Regions from separate parts of the Homo sapiens genome. Here region 1 is linked to region 2. The links are chromatin contacts, found by Hi-C or POLR2A ChIA-PET in ENCODE. All regions are on one chromosome and are shown on one strand. The core of a region is the stretch at or near the end of the contact, and the rest is flanking DNA. Distances in the headings are between cores, read along the strand shown.

Region 1 (3,682 bases), core at 55-2,554, 190 kb after region 2:
GAATAAGTCTTACTTGAGGCTTTGCAACCTCTAACCCTTCCCACCTCTAACCTTTTCCCATCTTTATCCCCGTTATCTTGGGTGCTTTCAGTTTTCAGAGACCAGCTTTCCAACAGGGCTAAATAACACTCTATGGTTTCTTTCCCCATCAGAAACCAAAGAACTCCCTGTTTCTCAGCCCTTGCCAGCAGAATCTGGTCACCCCTCTGCCCCTCAAAATTACACATCTTATACAACTAGCTCCTGTCCCTGCACCATTCCTGTCCCTTGTCCTTGATCCTGGTTTCCCAGTGGAACAGGAAAAAGGTTTTACAGAGGGTTTTTTGCCACCATCTCTTTGTTCCTCAGGAGATGATTAAGTTGTGCGTTAAGTGGGGAAAAAGTACATTAGGTCAACCCCAAAATCTGCCATCGATAACATCAGAGTATGTCCATGGCTTTATTAGTTTTCTAGTGAATATTTAAGAGAAAAAGGTGCTAGGTCATAGAACATTGAGAAGGCTATACATCTCCCCTTGGCTATAGGTGCAATACATTCCAAGAGGGAGAGATGGTAGTCATGCCTCCTATTTTTTTAGGTGAGGTATGTATTTTGTAGTTCTGCTGGGACAAAAACAGCTTTCAGTCATTGAAAACCAAAGGCCCAGTGGACATCAGGAGGAGATGGCCTCCCTCACTGCAAGACGACCTCTGGGTCAAAGCCTAGTGAAACTTTGGCTTTTCCCAGCAAGCAGGAAGTGACATAGACAGTGTCTTTTTAGAGACCTCACTTTGGAGAATGCTCAGTGAGGGGCAAACATTTGCTGGTGACATTGTAGTTCTGTCCTTTGCTAAGCTTGAGTGAAAATCTTTTGGAGAATCGACTTTTTTCTTTCTTTTTTTTTTTTGATGTCCCTTAGAGAGCTCACAATAAATAAATAAATCAAAACAAAGCTAAAAGTTCATAAAAAAGTCTCAGGCATGGTCCAGATTTTCAGGAAACCAGCAGTTTCTGGAGGAAGTCCCACCCGCTCCTGAAAACAGAAAAAATAAACGAGAGAGAGTCCACCAGCAAACAGGTGTTTAGTCTTCTCTGGAGTCATATTAAGCAATTTTTACATTTATGGAAAAGCAAACACTCCCCCCACATAGGGTGTGGCCCACACTGGGATTGAAAATCAGCCTCGTGCTCTGCACCGTGTTCTGGTGGCTTCTGCAGCTGTCACAGGAAGGAATCCACACCCGTCCCCAAGGACGCCTGCACGGGAACAGATGCCCGCTCCCTTACCCCTTGGGGGAAGGACAGAGGTATCTGAGGGATTCAGCCCTGGGCACTCCTCTCAGCTTCCTCCTTCACAGGCGGGGCCCTGGGAGGCCCTGAGTGGGGCCACTGCGTTGCTATGAGATCAGAACGGTAGCCAGTTGGTGGGTGCAGCAGGCTCACACCTAGCAAGAACCTACCTCTCCCTTTTTCCTAAGAAGGGAAAACAACTCTCAAGGCTCACCCTGGAGGCCCAAAGGGAAGGCTGTATGGGTCCCGTACTGCAGCTTCCAAGCCCACGGTGGTTACGTCTGAGCACCCTGTAGGGCTCTGCTCTGAAAGTCTTTTCAGCTCCCAATGAGCATTGTTCAAGCCGATGAACATCCCCAAAACCCTTCCACTCTCAGGGCCTCGGCCCCACCCACCACCTGGCATCTGTCTTTAAGGATGTTTATAACAGAGTTCTGAAATAAAGTTTTGGCTTTTTCCTGGAGTTCTAACTCTGCAGGAGAAGCAGTGAGGTAGGACTTTGAGGAATTCAGGAAGTGGAGAACAGCTCATGGTGAGAGGAAAGGCTGGGGCCGACTTGGGATGTGGATGTGCAAAAGGAAAGGTGAAGGCTGGATGGGAGGCAGGGTGGGCACAGTTAAGGTGGGCCCTGGGCCAGGATGGCCTCCCAACCAGAGAGTAGCCTTCAACATCTCAGCCTCGTACTGCGTGCCAGACACTCTACCAAGCCCTCCACTTAGGTAATAATCACGTCTTCCACCCTCACTCTCACCCTGTAAGGGAGCTCTTAGAATAACGCTGCTCTCCACGGCTGGGAAACCCAGGCTCTGATGGGTGACATCACTTGTTCAAGGTCACTCAGCCAGTAAGGGCCAGGCTGGGCTGCAAACTCAATGGCCCACTGCAGAGCTCACACAGGTCCATTTCCTACTCGCCATGATGTTTTCCAGGGAGAGTTTAGAGAAGCTCTGGAGCTGGGAAAAGAGGGCAGCTGTTAGAGAACAGCCAGCGAGAATGGGAAGTCAGGAGACCCAGAGCTCAGGAACAGACTTCCTTGGCAGGTGGCGTAGTCCCATGGCCTCTTTAGCTCTCAGTTTTCTCATCTGCAAGAGGACAATGGGCCAGATTGGTGCTTCTCTGAGAGAAAGTACCAGTGGTTTTGACCAAGGGACTGACCCGAACATGGCATGTAAGAGGGGTTTGTTTGGGGTTGGTCCACAGGATGGTTACAGAGGAAGGAAGAAAGCCACCAAGGCCAATTTGAAGATGTGCAGAAACCCAGAAGTGAGGTGAGGACGGCAGTTCTCAAGTGCAGAGCTTGAAGTGGTCACTGCTGGGAGGGAGACGTCATAACAAGACCCAGGAAACACTTCAAAGGAAAAACTAACAGCATTTAAAGATTGGCTGCAATAGTAACAATAAAAAAAGCTAACATTTACTGAAGGCTATACCAGTTATCCCACCAAGTGCTCAACTACCAATCCTCACAGCAGCCAGCTGCAGGAATTATCATTGCTCCCACTTTATAGATAAGGAAACTGAAGTTTATAGAGGCAGAGAAACTTGCCCAAAGTCACAAAGCTGGCAACTCCCAGAGCCAGGATTTGAACACAGTCTCAGTACAGAGCCTATGGTTTCTTTGTTTTTGAGACAAAGTCTCACTCTGTCACCAAGGCTGGAGTGCAGTGGCTCGATCTTGGCTCACTGCAACAATTGCTTGGCTCCCTGGTTCAAGCGATTCTCCTGCCTCAGCCTCCCGATTAGCTGGGATTACTGGTGTGCACCACCATGCCAGGCTAATTTTTGATTTTTTTTTTTTTTTAGTAGATATGGAGTTTCACCACATTGGCCAGGCTGGTCTCGAACTCCTGACCTCAAGTGATCTGCCTGCCTTGGCCTCCCAGAATGCTGGGATTACAGGGGTGAGCCACTGGGCCCCGCCACCTATGTTCTTAATCCCCGTGCAACTCTGCCTCCTATCTATGTGCCGAAGAAAGGAACAACACTCCCCTCCAGACCTCTGCCTTTCACACCCATTGGCCTTGGATGCCCTTGTCTCCCCCCGGTTCCGATTCCCTTCAAATTCCAGCTCCTTTAAACTTTCACACCTTACTCTGTCCACCCCTCCACACCTGCCTCGTGCTGTCCCCCCGCCCCCACATCCCACTCCACCCCCACAGTTCAAACCTGCTCATGGAAGTCCTGGAATGTGTTTTCTCCCTCATCCTCAGTCCCACCCATCACACAGCCTGCACTGGATCATCCAAGTTACATGCCAAATGTCTGTACCCCTCTGTGTCCAAGTGAGGCCCACCTTCCTCTTTGCTTCTGTCATCTATTTTCCTGTTTCTTGCATGCATTGCACTGTGTTCATTATGTCTATTGTTGACTGCTTGTTCATATTTCCACCTTCCCTATAGGATCGTGAGTGCT
Region 2 (3,352 bases), core at 775-3,274:
GCACCTCCTGATTCATTCTTGTATTCATTCTCATTCCACCAATATTTCATAAGAGCCATTTAAATGGTTATAGGATCTACATAAAACCAACAAATTGATCTTTACAAATGCATTTCTCATCATCTCACCCTTCACATGGAAACTCCTGAATGGTTCCCCATGGCCTTAAGAGAACTCAAAAATCCAAGTATGGTATACGAAATATTCAAAGATCTGGAATCTGCTTACCTACCCAGCCATAATTCCCTCACATGCCTTTTGCTGCAGTTAAAGTACTGAAGTATAGTGGGTGCACACACAAGTTATGCTGAGTTACTTCTAGTTGTATGATCCTAGGCAAAATGTGCTTTACTCAAAAATTATTTAATTATCATCTCCTTTCTGCAGCTGTGTGAGGCCCTGGGGCAGATAAAAAGATCTCATCCTCAAAGATCTAATTGGAAGGGAATGTCAGCAAGTAAACAAAAACTACATTGCAATTGATAGGCAGTATAGTCTAGATGTATGCAAAATGTGTCAGAAGCTCAGAGGAAAGTCTCCTTACATTTCTAGGGCACACGTTTCCCCAGTAAAACAATACACCAACCTCCAAAATTAAACTAAGGGTAAGGCCAATGCATAGCGTAACCTATATGTTTGCTAATACATTGCTGAAGTAAATCAGAAATGTGGGTCGGATCCAGTTATTGAGTTAAGTCACATCTTACATAACTAATGAAATGGAAATTGGTTACACACCCACCAAAGTATGCAGAGCCCTCAGGTGGAGATTAAAATCCCTTCTTGCTGCCACAAATTCATCTCTGCAGTGTTTTAAAAATGCACATATGAAAGTTACAGGTGACAAGCACTGTACAAGCCACTTCACCAAGCTTGAGATAGTCTAGCTATTAATCACCTAAACTAGCAGCCATGGTCTGATGATATGCTAAAATAAAATAATGCAACTCGCAGTGAGGGTTATTTTATTTACATTTTAAATCTTCTAGCATATGTCTCAAGAAGTTTTCTGGCCCAAGGCTGGGCGTGGCGGCTCACTCCTCTAATTCCAGCACTTTAGGAGGCTGAGGCAGGTGATTGCTTGAACTCACAAGTTCAATAACAGCCTGGGCAACATAGCAAAACCCCGTCTCCATAAAAAATACAAAAATGATCTGGGCATGGTGGTGCATGCCTATAGTCCAGCTACTCAAGAGGCTGGGGTGGGAGGACTGCTTGAGCCCAGGAGGCAGAGGTTGCAGTGAGCTGAGATAGTGCCACTGCACTCCAGCCTGGGTGATAGAGCCAGACCTTTTCTGGAAAAAAAAAAAAAAAAAAAAAAAAAAAAGAGGAAAAAAAAAGGTATCTGGCCCAGAAACTTGCAAGAGAGAACAAGAACAGGTATTGTTAAGCTGCCAGAGGAATGGAGACTGAACTCTTCCCTCTAAGACCTCTTAGAAATGCTAGGTATAATGTGTGTCACTTTGTTTTTAATGCACAGCTGCGTTCACAACCAAGAAAGGGAAATTCCCAAGTGATGAAAATGAAAAGAGACCATAAAAGAAAAGTAGTAAGTGATGAGCAGCTGCCAAATTGGATGAGAAGATATTGACATCAGTTTCCTAGGGGCGCCGGCTTTAATGCCCGCGTGGGAAAAGGAAAGAAGTCCTTGAGTCCACATGAGGTAGGGAGTGGGAACAGGGCCGCTGCTTAAAACCTGAACTCTCAAAGGGTGGCACCTGCAGAGAAAGGTGGACTAACAATAATCAATTTACTGGCAAATAGATCAAGGGTGTCTTTGCTCACATTCTGGAGAAGAAAATATACCAATCCAGATGGATTGATAAATTGAGGCATTTATTAATTTATTGCCTCTCAGCTTTGAACTTGTAATACCTGGTCTGGGATCACAGTCTGAACACTGTAAGCCTTTCTCCTTCACAGTAAGGATCATACTATACTTGTCAGCAGAGGGCACTGGAGGGACACTGCAGGAGGAAAAGGGCTTCTCTTCCTGGTTTCTGTGTGAGGGGTTTGGCTTTTTATTGCTCCTGCTGCAGGGTTGGTCAGCAGGGTGGGTGAAGGGGGACATCCAGTGGTGTTCTGCACGGTCCCTCGGTGACCTCACCATTCCAGCCAGTCCTGTGACCACCTTTCCATGGTCCTCCTGACACAGACTTCCCATGCTCCAGACTTTACACCTTGTGTTTCCTGTTTGCCCAGCAACTGCGGATGGGCCGCAGTAAACTCCTCTCCTTCCTGTGAGCTGCAGCCACATCTTTGCCAATGAGTTTTGAACCCCAGCCTCAAGAAGGCCCCATCCTATCCAAATGTGCCCTTCCTTGGGTATTCTCTCTCAGCCCTAGAGTCTCAATGTAGCATTCCCTTTACATCATTTTAGTTACTCTGTTAACATAGCTTAATAATGCCTTATAGTAAATTAACTTATTTAAGTTATTATGTGTGGTTTCTGTCTCCCGATTAGACCCAGACTGATACCACTGAGACATCAAAAATCTCTGGCCTATGCTATTAAAGATACAAATTTATATTACCTAGCATGAGTAAACACAAAAACATTATGAAGGGTTACTTCCTCAACCAAGGTGGCATAGCATTCTCCAAAAAGCGAAATACTGAATATACATCCAATCCAAAATTTAAAAACTCACAACGGAACAACCCTTAAGTATTGTCAAATATACAGTAAAATACAATAATGAATTTAGAACCAGGCTTAGAACTAAATGGGCTTAGAACTAAAGTACTTAGAATAAAGAATTTAGAATGGGCTTAGAACTAAAGTAACTTCTGATAATAAAACAATCCAAAAGAAAAGATTATAAATACGCTTAAAAGAAAATTTGTAAATTAGTAGAAAAAGGAGAGACTTGACAAGAACAGGCAGATTCGAAAAATAACCAAATAAAACTTTTACAAATGAAAAACAAGCCTTCAAAGAATGAGCTCAGTAGCTGATTAAACATAGCTGTAGAGAAAATAGTGGACAAGAAGAACTGAGTAATCTGCACAGAATTCAGCACAGAAAGTTAGACAAAAATATCTATAAAATACATAGAGAAAAGAATAAAAAGCATTGAAATGCAGATAATAGGAGTTCCAGAAAGACAAAACAGAGTGAACTAGGAAGGCAATGTTTGGAAAGTTAATGGGAGAGATTTTTCCAGAATTGATAGAGATTTTCTGAAAATGACTCCACCGATGGAAGAAACACAGACTCCCAAATAAGATAAAAACCTGGAACATTGATAGGAAACTCCAGACCAGAAAAAAAAAAAAAATCTTCAAAGCAACAAGAGACAGATTGCCTACAAATAATTAAACTAAGAGCAAAAATTTTAATAAGAGCCAC

What was found. A loop is a pair of places that touch in the nucleus more often than their neighbours do. ChIA-PET counts read pairs that join two places held with the same protein, here RNA polymerase II (POLR2A). Pooled maps may share reads with other maps.
Region 1: a pooled map shows a loop between it and region 2 (2.7-fold over the local background). The contact joins two enhancer-like sites. A Hi-C loop is called at or near these places in 5 of 168 maps with a recorded cell type or tissue (Caco-2, Calu3, PC-9 and 2 more), 2 of 37 single-sample maps with no recorded cell type and 5 of 50 pooled maps. POLR2A ChIA-PET finds 5 or more read pairs at or near these places in 5 of 52 experiments (BJ, HepG2, Panc1 and 2 more).

Annotation. Positions count from the first base shown.
Region 1 is chr15:58,458,527-58,462,208 of GRCh38, forward strand. All of the region lies in intron 1 of LIPC (lipase C, hepatic type), which reads left to right. The region is part of intron 2 of LIPC-AS1 (LIPC antisense RNA 1); the gene reads right to left. Among named protein-coding and RNA genes, the nearest start is that of LIPC, 28 kb to the left of the region's middle. RefSeq lists enhancers at 1,327-1,466, 1,497-1,556. Within about 2 kb of position 1,305, at least 14 of the 41 ENCODE cell types and tissues checked have a DNase peak (open chromatin) inside an H3K27ac peak, as active enhancers do.
Region 2 is chr15:58,268,182-58,271,533 of GRCh38, forward strand. No RefSeq gene overlaps it. Among named protein-coding and RNA genes, the nearest start is that of AQP9, 130 kb to the left of the region's middle. RefSeq lists an enhancer at 1,849-2,143. Within about 2 kb of position 2,025, at least 5 of the 41 ENCODE cell types and tissues checked have a DNase peak (open chromatin) inside an H3K27ac peak, as active enhancers do.